Linked DNA regions of Mus musculus: region 1 is linked to region 2. Evidence: chromatin loops called from intact Hi-C (ENCODE). Cell type or tissue: heart. All regions are shown on one strand.

What was found. Hi-C counts contacts between places; a loop is a spot of excess contacts. Peaks named below come from ENCODE experiments on the same cell type or tissue, not always from the same donor. Only the 100,000 strongest peaks of a DNase experiment are listed, where the experiment ranks them.
Region 1: it touches region 2 in a loop (2.3-fold over the local background); 3 of 42 quality-filtered maps call a loop at or near these places.

The regions. Positions count from the first base shown.
Region 1 is chr6:119,037,888-119,045,887 of GRCm38, reverse strand. The region is part of intron 3 of Cacna1c (calcium channel, voltage-dependent, L type, alpha 1C subunit); the gene reads left to right. Among named protein-coding and RNA genes, the nearest start is that of Gm50599, 27 kb to the right of the region's middle. In heart, no CTCF peak of the experiment used is centred here; a DNase peak (open chromatin) is centred at 7,807; H3K27ac peaks cover 1,742 bases.
Region 2 is chr6:119,094,296-119,102,295 of GRCm38, reverse strand. All of the region lies in intron 1 of Cacna1c (calcium channel, voltage-dependent, L type, alpha 1C subunit), which reads left to right. Among named protein-coding and RNA genes, the nearest start is that of Cacna1c, 10 kb to the left of the region's middle. In heart, no CTCF peak of the experiment used is centred here; no DNase peak of the experiment used is centred here; H3K27ac peaks cover 968 bases.

The sequences.
Region 1 (8,000 bases), 56 kb after region 2:
TGCTAGCAATGTGCAAAGCAAAGGAAGGAAGGTAGGTAGATAGATGCTGATGGCTGGCTTACACATGAATGGGCTGTGTTAGCTCTGGGGACTCGGTAGCACTGATTTGGGCTTCTCAGTGCCTTTCTCCCAGTGCTCCCTCTGTTCTCCCTGGTTCCTGTGTGATTGAGACACTTGGATCCATGCCTCCTGACAACTTTAATGTCGGCACGTACACTGTTGGCACCGCCTGGAGTACATGACATGTGTTAGCTCATTTAGTCTTTCCAGCAACTCCAGCAGACTTCTGCTCTAGTTGTAAGCATCCCTCTACTTATTTATTCATATTTTTACCGACATGCAGTATGGGTACATTGTTTGTTGTAGTCGTCCTCTTTTAAAGATGAAGGAGAGGCAGAGGGACACAAGATCATCTGCCTGAGATCACAGGCTGGGAATCGAAGCCCTAGTTCTGTGGTCCCATCTAAGCAGGTGGCTCCCGAGTCTGTACCCTTGACTGCTGTGTGGCATCACCTCTCTGAGGTGTGTGGGGGTAGTGGGTCTCCTTAAGAAAATGGTACTTTCTTGGAGCCTCTGACTAATGAGTGTACCATGGGCACTGTTGTCTCTTACCAGGGACACCGAAGGAGGAGCTGCAGTTCCTGTCAGGAGTGGAGCTCCTTACCGTGTGCTGTGTCTCTGACTGTCCTAGGGTCAGGCCATTTCAAACTCTCGCTTGTCTACCAGAGGAACGTACAGATCATCCACTGGCTTCTCAGAAGTATCTGTGGCTTTGAGGTCTGACTTTCCTCTGGATCAGTGGGACTCAGCTAACTAAGGTCCTTGGTCACATAGGGCTCTGGGCCTTCTCTGAAGTAAAGCATATAGTATGAACTGGAGTGAGGGGCAGACTTCCTGAGACAGGATTGCAGGCAGAGAGAGAGAGGGGTGTAAGGGGAGGGGGAGGGGGGAGGGGGAGGGGGAGGGAGAGGGAGAGAGGGAGGGGGAGGGAGAGGGAGAGAGGGAGAGAGGGAGAGAGGGAGAGAGGGAGAGAGGGAGAGAGGGAGAGAGGGAGAGAGGGAGAGGGAGAGAGGGAGAGAGGGAGAGAGGGAGAGAGGGAGAGAGGGAGAGAGAGAGAGAGAGAGAGAGAGAGAGAGAGAGATATTGAGCTCAGAAAGCTCCGTGATGCGAAAGCTCCAGGCCCTCCGTCTCGGAATACTTGTGTGTTGGTAGGTCTGGGAACATCAGGTAGGAGACCGCAAGGGTATCCAGCTGTAGGCATCCATCCTAAGGGTATCCTTTCCCTACCTTTCAAGGTCTAAGAGGGCTCCTCTACAGCCCCCTTTATACAGTAAGGCTTCGCTGGAGATGTTTGAGCAGCCCAGGTACTTTGGACATACCACTGAGCTGAGCTAACAGGCTATGTGCTGGACAATGAAGAAGTTGAACGGGCTGTTATGGCCCTGGGGTGTGTCCCACCTCTGCCACTGACTACCAGTTAGGCCTTGTCACTACACTGCCTTGCACTTGAGATTTCTAAGTTGTGAAATACAGGTGCTAACTCAGTGAGCTGTGGCACGTCACTCGAGACGATGTTTAGGAATGATGGGAAAGGCGCACAAGGACTTGCACCTGTGCTTCCTGCTCCTATCAGAGCCACGTGGCTATTCCGTCTTTGGAATTTTTACTCTGCTTTTCTGGCACATTCCTCTGTGAACCTTTTCCCTTAGCCTCAAGATAACTTAGAGATATAAAAGAATGAAAGCTAGGTTCCAAATTTAGCTCCTGACCTTTCTAAGATGGATGCAGAGCACTGTGGCTGTCACCTGCTTGCTGGAGAGCTGGCCGGACTGCTTTAGTTGGGAAAGTACTTTGGTAGGTGTGCAGTCTGGAATGACTGTCCCTTACTCTGTGGCTAGAGGGCTCATGCATATACTTACTTCTTTTGGATCCAGCTTAGTTCTCACCCTTTGGATCTGGACTGACCCATTACACTCCAGAATCACTTCATTTTATCTTGATCGGTCTGCAAAGACTATTTTCAAATAAAGTCACGTTCCCAGGCTTGAGAATGGGATCATAAATAGACCTTTCTGAGGGACATAGTTCAGCATCTGCTCACAGGAAATGGGAGCAGGGATCACACACACACACACACACACACACACAACCTAGTGCAGTGCCTGGAAGCAGTAGGAGCCTCAGGAGTGACTGCCCAGCCTTGGCTGTGCTATTGTTGGGATGGTGTGGGCTGAGAGTGCACTTCTCCAGGGAGGGTAGGTCTGATGGACCTATACTTTTAGTATCACTGTCTGTTATCTCTGGGCTCCTTCCTTGACCCTTGCTGAGTGGCCGCCGGCTACCATTTGCCTTCCGTGTGTCCAGAAGAGTATAGTTAACTGGTTCTGAGATATTTTGGACATCTGTGCCTCCTTTTCTGATGAATAAGCTCGCTGACAAGATACTGGTGTATCCTTGTGCACACTGATTCAAATGCTTATTGGATGGCAGCTGTGTCCATGGAATGTGTTGGGAATACAAAGTTGCACAAAGAAGGCTGGCCATGGGGAAGTCTCTAGTTTCCTGTGGTCACTACCCTAATAGCAAGGTTGATTCTTGTGCTTCTGAAAGAGGGGAATTCAGCAGGCACACAGTAGTGAGTCAGGAGTCAAGATTACTTCGAGCTAGCAAGGATGCACGCTGTAGGCAGAGTGGGCTGAACTGAGCAGCTATCCTAGAAGGATGCTTTTATCCCTCTTCCTATTACCCTCTCCCCTGTGCCTCTCTCAGCAGAGGCACTTCTAGGGAAAGAACTGTTTTTCTGGGAAGCCCATTCTATACAGATTCTTAGTAAATATATAAAGATGCCAAGAGTATGCATAGAGGCTTAAGCACTCTTAAAGTTGAAGTATCTACTTGGGAAAGGGCAGGGGCACTCTGTGCACACTCCTCTGGCTAGGAAGTCTTGAAGTCACTCGAATTTGACCTAGCTCTTATGGACCAGGATCACTCATTGCCCCTTGCATCCTGTTTTTGAGACCCTGAGCTGGCCCATCTAGAATGGATTGTCGTGACTATCTTCACACCTTGACCGCCATTCAGGCACCACCATTATGTTTATATTCTGTTTTAGGGTCCTGAGTAGGAGCACCTGTCATCCTGTAGTCTTTTCTTGGGAGGACGTTGGATCGTCCCCAGAGCTAACCTCCTGCCTAACACAAGATCCTTCTGGAGCCCTGTTTGGTGATGTTGCCAGAAACCCAGTAGGCAGAGTTGTAAATAAAATAAGCGCAGAACATCATAGACAGCGCGAAAGAGGCGAAGGGAGAGTTGTGTTAAGAGTTGGCAGGGGGTAAGCATGGCAGGGCTCCCTGTGGAGGTGTCACAGGAACCAGGGCAGAGAGATAGGAGTGAGGACCCAAGTGGGCAGCAACCTGTGGAGAATCCTGGTGCAGAGCAGAGCAGGGCAAGGACTCCATGGTGAGAGGAACTCAGAGTAGTTCTCACACTGAGAGTCAGCTAGATGACTTGAGCTGGGGCAGAGGTACCTTGGCCCTGATGAGGCACTGGAGTTTGTTCCAAGGGATGGTTAGTTAGCTGCTACCAGCCTCCAAAGGAGCAGGTGTCCCTGTGGGGCTAGAAGAAGCTCCAATAACTGAGTGACTGCAGGACCCTTTGCTTTCTAAAAGATTGCTTCTGTGGCTTCCAGTGGACCCGAGAAGATCTCACTGAGGGAACACCCTGGGAGGCACAAGAAGGGAAGATAGTCTTAGAAAACGTGCCCCAATGGAGAGGGACACGGCGGTGACCTCCTGGCATGAGAATTCCCATTTCTGTACACTGGGTTTTGGTGACCTAGACCTCATTTGCCTCGTTGACAAGGGGACCTCCAAGTGTCTGTGTGTCTAGATGCCCTTGGTTGTCATCCATCTGGCTGGAGTGGGGGGGCGTTCCTGTCCCCAACTCGTTCTTTTCCGTTTATAATTGTATATATGAAAACCAGATGTTTAAATGTTCAGTGTGCTTTAGTTCTGAGGGCTCCTCTTTGTGGTATCCACGGCCACGGTATACCTTTTATTTCAGGCTTATTCATTGGTATCACACTTGTTTCCCAGCCTTTGCTGGCCAAGTGTCACTGAATTGGGCATCTGTTATGTTCTAGTCCCTGGGCCAGGGGCATCCAGTTATAAAAGATATAGCATGCACTGACCTATGTGCTCTATGAGGACAGCCAGAGAATGGCTCGAAGTGATGTGGAGGGTCAGCTATGACCAAGCGAGTGGTTTGGTGGAAAGCGTGCGTTTCCTGGCATTTCTCTTTCTTTCCTCAATTTGCTTAATGATCATTTCTTGCTAATGGTGCTTTAAGGAGTCTGGAGAGGCCCCAAATTGCAGAGGAAAGTGCTAACAGGAAGAGAAGTGCTGACCTGGCTCTGTGCCCCAGGGCAGGTCTCTTAACCTCCCGAGCCTCAGTTTCCACGTGTTACTTAGGGCTAATTACACCTACTTAACTACAGGCTTCTGCGAGGAGCATTATCTCATTAGAGATAATGTTCTTAAAAGTGCTTTGAAATTTTGTGTAGCATTTTTCAAGTGCTAAGCATTGTCATATTTATAATCGACTGCTACTAATTCCGCACCAGAGGTGGTGAAGAAAGAAGAGGCTGTTGTTACCGCCGTGGCTCTGCCACAGCTGGGTACTAGGATGTGTTTGGATGGATGGACCACACAGGGAAAGGCCATGAGTCAGCCTTGGAAGAACTCGTGGTCAGATAGGGAGACAAGCAGTAGAAAAGGAGCCATGAATAGGTCTTTGAGAGGCTGTGGATCTTTCTTTGCCTGTCGTCAGGAAAGGCTGTCCTGGAAAAGAGACACTTGAACGTAGCTGCCACTAATAGGAGAAGAATTAACTTGGGACTATCATTAATCAAATGAATATTTATTGGATAACAAACAGTGTGTGCCAGGAGATATGGAAATACATTTTATTTGGGGAATCAAATACTTCCAAAGAGAAGGTAAACATGGCTACAGTATTTCTTCTTGGCTACAGAGCACGGAAGGGCTAGGTGCCGTGGGAGCCAGAGGGGCACCTTGTTTGGGCCTGCGATTCCATGGGAAAGGTTCAGAAAGCAGGATGTTCTACCAGAAGAGCCCCCTAGGCGTTTACTGGTACCTATCCTTTGTTCACAGCCTAGTCCTAGTGGGCTTGCTTTCCATAGTCAGTCGTTCCTGTCCACACGCTTAGGGGAAGCATGAAGAAAGCAACTTTGCAGCCTCCACACTGTGCCCTTTGTGGGTCTGAGGCTTTGTAGGGATCTGGCTGTGAATTTTAGTGATCCTGACTCACTCAGGGTACATGCCTCAGGGTTTGTGACATGAGCCATGGCCAAGTGTTGGGGAAGAGGAGCAAGGGAAAGGACTGGCAGGTGGGAGTGTGGAGAGTCTGTGTACATCCTGAGATGGTTTAGGAAAGGGGGTACTACTCTCTATGGGATCACTGGGTCTTCCTGTTATCACAGGTCGGTTCTACCGAAGACTCAGCTCTATCCTAGCTCTGTCCTTGTTCCCTACCCTTGATCTGTAAAGCACAAGGCTCCAGGGTGAGGACAACAGTGGGAAATGACAATATCCAGCGTGGCTTCGTGACTGTGCCTGGAGTGCCATGGCCTGCTTCTTTAGTGTTTAGAGACTTCAAAAGGATCCAACTAACGTGGGGGAGCCAAGCTGACCAGAGAGGAGGGGTTGGAGACAGAACACTGCCCCACTGCAGGAGAGGAGAGGAAAGTGGATGTAAATCCTATCCCATGTGCTGTCGTCCTGCCCTGCGTGCCGTCCTGCCCTGTGAGCCAGGCCAGGTACCAGAGAGCCAGCTCGCCTGCTCCTGTGTGACCTCAATACAATGGAAGGATTATTGACAACAGCTTTAAGCAGCAGAATGCCAATTCCAGCAAAGCAGGCTCTTGGCTTGATTTGGCACTGGACATTACCAAAACACTCATTTACTAAATACTTCCCAAGGGCATGTCAAACCATTTTATAGCATGAAACAGGTTATTCTCCACCAACTTAGACCGAACGGTGGTCAGAAGGGAGAATCTCAGATGTCACTGGAGAAATGGGGATGGGAGGCAGAAGAGAAAGTGTGTGTCCTAGGATAAGAATGTGTAATAGGCACTGAGAGGAAGTACCCCGACACAGTTAAAGGAGATCACTTCCTGCCATTTCCAACTTCACATGGGCTGAGCTTTGGTAATTAAATAGGCAGAAGGTTTCCTTCCAGGTGAATCATTTAGAAGAGTTACTCCCTAGTGGGTGCTTTTCGTGTTCTTTATCACTGATCATGGAATCGGCACCACGAGTGTGCAAAACAGCACTGGAAAACAGCCTGCCTGGGTCCATCTGGGAAGAATCGGGAACGATGCCAAGGATGGGGAATTCATGCAACTTCTGGGGCTGTGTTATTGTTTGTATGCTTACATGCATGTACAGACAATTATGCCCAGACAGGCTGACAGATACACATGCTTGCACACATATCTTTATAATACACATGGACTCCTGCAAATAAGGAAGCCATTGAAAGGTCATGTATGAGGGCAGAGAAAGGCCCACATGCATGGATCTGCAGCAAATCTGCACAAATCTTTGTGACCCGAGCCTGGCAGGTCATCATGGAGGTGTTGCCAGCATATATCATATTACAATACAGCTTTGCAAAGACCTGCCATAAAGACACAGTGATATTAAGAGTCATGCCATACACTAAAAAAAAAAAAATCAGAACTTGTCTTCCAGCCACTGCTCAACAACTGCACATTAACATTTTGTGTATTTTGCTAAGCCCCCCTCCCCCTGCCAGCCCAGGCTCCTGATTCTGAGGAGTACATTATAGTCTTAGGTGCCCTGTGTCACATCTTCTCTTTAGCCCCCAATTACCATTAGTTAGACATATATCAGGTAAAGTATTTGCCAGAAACCTTTCCATTTCTAATTTTGTAATCTTTAATCCCAGTAACAAGTTTGCATCTGAGATGTTTTCAGTCCTCATTCATCAGTGAGGAATCAATACATCAAAGAATCAATTCAGAGGCAAAGTGGCTTCCCTAGGAGGTTGCTAGGACCACACATCTTGGAGTTGGAGGCACCAAGAATTGAACCAAAATTCTGCTATTCAAATCACATGGGGCTTATTCTTCGCAGGGTATGGAGCCTTCTGCTTCCATGTCTACCCCTGATAATGGAGTAAAAAGGGTTTGAGGAATATGTATGTGTGTTTTGGTGTCCGTGACTGCAAGAAGGAGTATGAACAGGGTGAGCTGTGGATCGTACCTCTGTCTTCTGGCCCTGTGCACCACTCAAGGTGGCTTTCTGGGGACCCTTGCTTTGCATCCTGTCTGGATCAGCCTTGTTTTTTTCTTACTCTTCTTCCTCCTCCTTCTACCTATCCTTCCTCTTTTTTGCCTTGTGTTGATACACAGAATCAGAGTCTCTTGGGATTATATGCATTGACTTGGGAAGTGATGTTTAGATTTGGGCAGGTGTGGTTCTTTTGGCTGGAGGTCACTTGAGCAGCAGCAGAAGCCATACAAGGCGACATTTGGAGAAGAAATGTGTGATTCCTTAGACACCTGTTCAGCTTGCTTCGTCTAGGACTTGCACAGTGTGCTCGGATGTCTGAGATTGAGGGAGAAAGGAGAGCTAAACTGCCTGGAGATTTTGTGCCTTATTCTCTCGACCCTGTCGCAGTGCACACTGATGCACATGTTCAGACCAGGGAAGAATCAGGCAGAGTATTCATCTCTCCCAGGCTCACAGCCAAAGGAATGAGAACGACTTGGCAAGATATCATGGGAAATGTCATGGTCCCTTCTGGACTCACTTAAAAAGCCCAAGACCCATTTACTTTTGATTTCAAGACATTTCTATTTATAGTGTTTCGGGAAGCTGGAGTCTAGGAAGATCCTGGCTGTAGGAGTTGTCAGTTGATACAGCGGGTTTCTGCCTTTTCAGGTTTCACAG
Region 2 (8,000 bases):
CTTTCCTGGACCACTCTGAGGGAAGAATAAGCACCCATGTTCTTTTAGGGTTCCTGGTTGGGCTTTGTGCAACGAACCCCTCCACCTCTCCCTCTTCTTGGGTCTCCCGCCTCCGCTTAGGTACTGACTTCAATTAATGTTGAGGCATTAGATTTTAGGAACAGAGTTGAGAGGGGGTGGGAGGTATCTATCATTGGAAAGGCTTCAAAGCTGTTTTTGTTTGGGGACATCCCTTCTGCGCTGAGCTCTCTTGGGTTGCAGAGGTAGAGTACCCGAGTTAAAGAAAACAACACGTCGAAACAATGTTGACAGCATTTCCCAAGTGTTACAGGAGGCCCGAGGTACTCTGGAATTTAAAAGATGAAAATATAAGATCAAACAAAAGAGTTTGAGTTGGACTGGCTTAGACCTTAATAATCAAGGAAGAAGTGAATAAAACCAAAAACCAAAAACCAGAAACCAAAAACAAACCAGTCAAGATCGGTCTGGTATTTTGACATTGAGTTGCCCTCTTGACAACTGTCAGTATAACTGTTGGTGACTTATCAGTAAGACGCTGGGGCTAAGGCTCCATCTGTACTGTTATTCTAACTTGGGGATCAGGACCTGGGGTGTGCAGGGGTTGGGAGTTACCTTATGGGGCCAGCTGACATGTCACCTTCTCACAGACACACACACGGTAGCCTGCCTTCAAGTCCAAAGCCAAATGGGCCCATCTTTGGATGCTCAGACAACGTACAGATAGAAGTAGACTACTTAAGGCTATGCTCTCCTTTCCAATGTCGAGTTCATCAGATCTTGTCACCACTGCCCTGTACAGAGGGACAGACAGCCTGGAAAGAAAAAACTTTGTTTCGAAAATACACCATGCTTTTAGAAAATGGACCAAGTTCTTCTTTTAATTGGCAAAAGTCCTGGTTGGTTGTAGATAAAGAGACACTTATTAAATGGGGGGAAGGGCTTAAATGTTCCATCTTAAGTTACGGGATTAACTTTTTAATTTCCTAAAATAAGAATAGTTTCAGCATCAAAGAGCATGCTGGGATGTGTTTTGCATCTACTTTGCAACATGCTTTTCTAGTCTTTGCTCCCAGGATCTGTTTTAATTTTTTATGTAAGGGGGGAATCCTTGTACTGAAGCAGTCAACCTTTTTATATTTTACCACAAGCCAGGGGTATTACCTAATGGTCACCGAACACCTATCATGTTCCAGGCACAATTCTTGGAGTGCCACTTGCTTGTGCTTAGTATAATTCATCTTTATAATAGGGTGGGTATATACGCTTCCCCCAAGGTTGAAAACTTTGTTGGGATTTAAAAGTAAGACAAATAAAAGTTGTTCTATTACTACTCCATTGTCAGCTCTCACTTAAAAAATATCTGCAACAATCAACTTCTACAGAGGGAAGGGTTATCCTGTGGCCGTCTCAGAACTCTGTGATCTCTGTGGTCTGTTGACTTTGGGGCCTGTGGTGAAGCAGGACATCATGGTGGGGAGTATGTGTAGGAAAAAGGATGCTCACCTCGTATCAAGGAGAAAGGAAGGGGTTAGAGTTCCAGTATCCTCTTCAAGGGCCTGCTTCCAATGACCTAACATCCTCCCACCAGGCCCCACCTCCTAAGGGACGACTGCATTTATGTGTGGCTGAAGGCTGGTAGTATCCCAAGGCCTTTAAGGGATATTTCAGATCGAAATGACAGCAATTCATGTGGGGAAGAATTGGGAGAGAAATCTGCTCCCCACTTTGGGGAAACATCTGTATCCCCGGGGAGCCACCCTCAGACTTGCTTTCGTATCTTCTGTGAAAGAGACGTGGATGAAGAGCTGAAGGCTGGGTCTTCTCTAACAGGGGCCTTTCCCTGGCCTCTCCTCTCTTCAGCCTGTGTTCTGGCTAGTGACTTTGTCCGGTTTCAGTTCAGTTAGGATTAGTTCTAAGGCCTATGGAAGTGTGGCCTTGTTCTAGCCTGTTTTTGAATAGTTCTTGGTGACCCTCTGGGGCGACAGGCACTCTCCACTCTCTAGCAGGCTTCTAGTACATTTGCTTGTCCTTGCCACGAGCTCCCCGACATCATACGTCATATGTATTTACTTACTTAATTTTATTTACTTGTTTATTTGAGACAGGCAGGCATAGACTTGCTATGTAGCTGAGGCTAACTTTAAGATCTGGATCCTTCTCCCTGTATCTTTCAAGTGTTAGGATTGCAGGCATGTGACACTATGCCCGGGGATTTATTTTTAAATAGCAGCTTGGCTGAGATACAATTCACAAGGTATAACATATATTCACCCAATGCAGCTTTTAGGGTACTTAGAATTTTGAAGTCATCTCACTATCCCACACAGCTTCACTAATCTTAAAAGGAGGGCCTGGCCCCTGGTAGACACATTTCCTTTCTGCTCCAGCTCTGGCCTCCCAAGCGTTTATTCCTGCTTCTGTGGCTTTTAATGCTCTATTGACAGCAATAATAATTCTACAGGTAGAGTTATCCACATAGATAATACTTGGTTGCACATAGAAATCTCGGAATATTTGTGATAACTGGAGATAGACAACAGAAAGAAGCATGATATAGGTAGTAGGGTCCTAGGTCATTTTGGAGTGGCATCAACAGGCAAAATCCCAGCATGAAAAAGCAAATGGACACAAACTCCCACCTCTATCCAAGAAGCTATTTAAATTTACACTGGCTAGGAAAGGAAAAATCCATTTCTTTCAGTGGAGTGCCTCTGGCCACACTCCAGGGCAGGAGTGCCACCCACACTCCAGGGCAGGCCCCACGCCCAGGAGTAGGAGATCAGTGCAAAACGTGTGTGTGTGTGTGTGTGTGTGTGTGTGTGTATGCTTTTGTTTTGGCTTAGTTTGTGTTTTTCATTGAGAGTTTTTTGGGCTGTTATTTTTGATTTTTTTATATATATATATATAGAGAGAGAGAGAGGGAGAGAGAGAGAGAGAGTGAGAGTTTGGCAGATAGAGAAATACTGGAGGATCTGGAAAGAGTAGGAAGAGGGAAAGAATATGACCAAGATATGTTGTATGAAAAATGTTAAATAATAAAAAAATAAAAAATGCTGAGTGTGGTGGTGCTCGGGAGGCAGAGGCTGGCAGATTTCTGAGTTCAAGGCCAGCCTGGTCTACAAAGTGAGTTCTAGGACAGCCAGGGCTATACAGAGAAACCATGTCTCGAAAAACCAAAAAAAAAAAAAAAAAAAAAAAAGGAAAAGCATATAAAGTGGGTTTAAAATATTTTTACGTGCTTCTGTACTGATAGGTCTTACAGATTAATATGATCTTTTAAAATCTGTCATGTAACATGGGCTGTTTTAAGCCTGTAACCCAGCGGCATTGACTTTATTCACAATGTTGTGCAATCTTCACCATTCCAAAATGTCTTCTCTGCCTCTACCAAAACGCTACAGCCTTCAGACAGTGTCTCCCTATGTCCCTACTCCCTCCCTTAGTCTGATGACATTTGAGCAACTTTCTTTCTGTATGACTTGGCTTATTGTGGATACCTCATGTTCTTTTGCTTCTGACTCTCTGAGTTTCAGCCACGCTGCTGTAGCCTGGGCCCGACTCCATCCTTTCTTTTTGCCAAATCCTCCTCCTTCAGTCCATCACAGTTTCTTTATCTGCTCGTCTATTGGCTGCTTGGGCATTTCCACTTGTGGCTATTACTACAATTCCTTGCTGTAGGTTGGATCACAGGCACACGTGTGATCTTCTTTGGGACTGAACTGTAAAAATAACCATTGTGCTGGTTGGCCATCTCCTTATATGGCTACCTGGGTTTGAATCCCCTGGGTTGAGAATATGGCCCTAGGAAATCCCACTGTATCAGGAGTGAGGGGGCCCCTGTGCTAACACTGGGTGCCCAACCCCCGCATCTGAGACTCAACATTGACTCGTTGACAGTCGGGAAGGTGCTTTCTGGTGAAGACTGCCTGTTTCTGCTCCATTCCCCAGATAACAGAGCTTTTACCTTGAGTTCAGCTCTCTCTTCCCTGCTCACAGGGCTCTGTAACGGGACAGGAGGTGGGGACCAGTCAGACAAAGCTAGTTCCTCTGTTTCTGTTCTCTTGCAGTCTCAGTGGCTTGTGTGTGTCAGTGTTGGCTGAGGGGTTTCTGTCATGTGGCCTGTGGATGATGGCGTCTGCCTCTAGCCATACTGTGAGAAATAACATCTCAGGGCTTTTACCCTTGCATGCTCAACTAAGAACTGGGCAAGGAAGAAGATAGGAAATGGTTTCTCTCACTCTCTTTCTTGTGTGTGTGCAAATGCTCCCGAGTGTGTGTTTTGTGTGTAGTGGATCATGAAAAGAGGAAAGCGTAGAAAGAGAGAGCAGGGCTGATGGACCAAGGGAAATAGTGGCATATGCTGTGTGGTGATGACCAAGTGACTCTGAAAGCCACTGCATAAGATCCAACTGCCCAAAATCCCAGCCTGGCTTGAGAAGGTGCTCATGAAGTCCTGTACTTAGCTGAGAAGCTGTTAGTAATCACAGCTGGTAGGGGCAGGGAGAGTCTGCTTTTGTTAAGGATTTGATTCCTGAGAGGTTATCCTGGGCGTGGGGGAGCTGTTCGTGGGGGAGGGAATGGGGATGGATTTGGTCAAACTGCATTATATACATGTATGAAATTCTTACATAAGAAACAGAAGCATCCTATTTGGACAATTGGGATGATTAGTGGTGGGAGCTTTAGCCATTTGGACAAAATGGGATAGAGATAAGAGGTAGACATATTCCTGGTACAGAGAGTTCCCCTATTCCCATGCCCCCCACCCCAATTCTCAGTTCCAATTGTATGCACTGTATTTGAGTCTCCTTAACGCTGTCTAGATCCTCACTGGTGTAGGGCCATCCTGTGAGGTATGGAACCCTCCCAGGAACCAAATCCGTAAAGGAAACAATGATGTGCTAATGGCACAAAGATTGGGTTTTAAAGGAACTCAGTTAATTAGTTGAGTTTGGGGGGTACGCAAGGCCTGATGGGAAAGAAGTTGGGAAGGGTGGGGAAGGATGACTGTGGAGGATACTTGTCTGAGGCTAGAGCATTTGTTCCCATTTGGTAGACAATGGAAAGGCATTCAGAGTGAGTGAGGGGTTCCTACAGTTGCTGGTGGGGCAGGCTTGCTAAAGCTGTGGGTTCAGGCTCATCCTGGGGCTCATGGCATTGTCCACGCAGGACAAGAAGGAGAGGTTTTCCCAAAGCACAGCCAGAGGAGCCCCTTCATAGAGTAGAATTCTCTTTAAAACGGTAGCAGTTGGTGGGGCTGGAGGATAGCTCAGTCAGTAAAGTGCTTGCTGTGCAAACATGAGGAAGGACCTGAGTTTGGATGCCCAGTATCCATGCCCAAGCCAGGTGTGGGAACGTGTTTTTAACCCAATGATGGGGGCAGGTCAGGTACAGAGGTGGTTTCTGAGAACTCGGTGACCAGCTAGCTATTCTCCCTAAATCAGTGAGCTCTAGGTTAAGGGTCTCAAAAAGTAGTGTGGAAGGCGGGAGAGACTGGATTAGTGGTTGAAGTGTTTGCCATGCAAACGTTCAGGCGCCAGCATGCATGTAAAATACTGAGCATGACTGTGAGTAGCTAACCCAGCACTTGGGGGAGGGGGCAGACATGAGAATCTCAGGGCTTGTCGCTCACGTGAGCTCTAGAATCAGCGAGAAAACCTTGCTCCAGAGAATAAATTGTAGTGACACTTGACTTAGATCTCTTTCTTTACAAGTGCACCAACAGGCACAGCCCCTGCATGCACTTGAACACACACACTCTCTCTCTCTCTCTCTCTCTCTCTCTCTCTCTCTCTCTCTCTCTCTCTCTCTCTCAGACACACACACACACACACACACACACACACACACACACACACACAGTACAACTGTACTGGCTGATTTTTGTGTCAACTTGACACAAGCTAGAGAAATCAGAGAAGAAGGAGCCTTAGCTGTGGAAATGTCTCCAGGAGATCTGACTGTAAGGCATTTTCTCAATTAGTGCTCCATAGGGGAGGACCTAGCCCATTGTGAATAGTTCCTTCTCTGGGCTGGTGTTCTGGGTTCTACACGAAAGCAGGCCGAGCAAGCCATATAGTCATGTGAGCAAGCCAGGAAGCAGCCCTCCTCGGCCTCTGCGTCAGCTCCTCCCTCCAGGTTGCTGCCCTGCTTGAGCTCCTGTCCTGACGTCCTTTGGTTATGAACTGTGACGTGGAAGTCTAAGCTGAATAAACCCTTTTCTCCTCAACCCGCTTTTTGGTCATGGTGTTTTGTTGTAGCAATAGAAACCCTAAGTAAGACACACATGCAGGTGATAGCTGAAAATATGGAAATGATAAAATTTCCAGGGAGAGAACAGAGAAAGACAGGAGCCCCTTTTGTTAGAGGACAGGAAGAGGGAACAGTGGCAGAAACAGTGGCAGTGGTTATGGGACAGGGAATAGCCTTCCTCCTATAGGGTCAAGATGAGACGATATTTCAGGATCCAGCCCACTGTCAGTATTGGATGAAGGGGATGGAAAGGAAGAGGGGAACTGGGAAATTCCCTGAATTTGATGATTTGGGCATCATTTGGTCTTCAGTGGCCTTTAGGGTAGAGATGTTGTCTAGCTAGACAGCACACTGTGGAGGTGTGGGCTATGATTCTGGGACCTATCTTGTAAGGAATTTGGTTGTTTGTGAGAAGGAAAGGATAGTTGGAAAGGAAGAACAGGAGCCTGTTGACAAAGAAAGTCTGGGAGAAGAAAGTAGACAGCGGGTTATGGACAGGAGTGGAAGCTTAACCCCAAGAAAGGAGGAAGCAGTCTGCTGTCAAACACAGATAGGAGCTATCAAAAAGTGAGGACATATGGAGTGGCCTTGCGGGGAGAGCCTGAAGCTTGCCCCCAGGATCCTCTGGAGGAGCACTGCATGTAGGGAACTGGACAGATGGAGTGCAGGCTGAAGCTGAGGAGAACAGAGCAGGCAACAGAGGGACTTCTAGGGACATCCAGAGAAGTCACTAACGCTTCCCAAGTCTCCGAGGGAGCTGCCTTGTGCTAGAGGCCGGCATTTCTAGTGAAAGGCTTTTCAGCGCTGTGTGGCCAAATGAGACAGGTGCTAGCTCGGCCAAATGGGAAGACTCTGGCCCTTCCAGGAGACAGGGCAGCTAGAGTTAGTGTTGGAGAATTGGGAGTCTCTGGCCACTTGAAGTGGCTGGTGGAGTGGAGGGTCACAGGATATACAGTGCAGGCAGAGGCTTGGGACTTTAAGCCACACAGCCCGCGTCTGTTCCCACAGTCAGCCTCTTGACATTCTCTGAGTGAAGGTACGGGATAGGAAGGTTTTTATCGAGATGCCAGGCTCGGGCAGCAGGATGGTTTTAGTTTCAGAGGGGTGAGTGTGTAGTGTGAATCTTAACTGCTCTCCAAAGGTCCCTATGCTAAAGGCTGCTCTATGGTGGTAATTTAGAGAGGTGGTCCCCTTAAGAGGTAAAGGCCTAGTGGGAGGTCTTTGGGTCATTGGGAGCACGCCCTCCAAGGGAGTACTGGTCCCCTGACCCAGCTCCTTTTTGAATTCTTGGTAATCAGGCAAGTGGATTTGTGCTGCGAAACACTTCTGAGACTGGTCAAAACTAATGTACCACCCAGCCATAGGCTAAAACCTCCACACAACTGTAAACCAATACAAACTCAGGCTGGTTGGTTAAGGATTGGTTAACTTGGGCATTTGTTCCTGGAACAGCTGCCTAGCCATGGGCTCATTGTGGGGGTAGGATGCTGTATAGGGGTGTGTGTGTGTGTGTGTATGTAAGTATAGACACATGAAGATGAACCTCATTGCTTCATACTTTGGCCTCCCCAGCGTCTTCTAGATGCTGTAACTAAGTTAGAGTGCATGGCTTGTAGACCTTAGGCTGTGCTCAACATGCAGATCGAAGGTCACAGGTAGCTGGAAAACTGCTGGAGGAAGATGCCAAACTACAGTCATACGACGTCCAGCCAAGTAAGAAACATGAT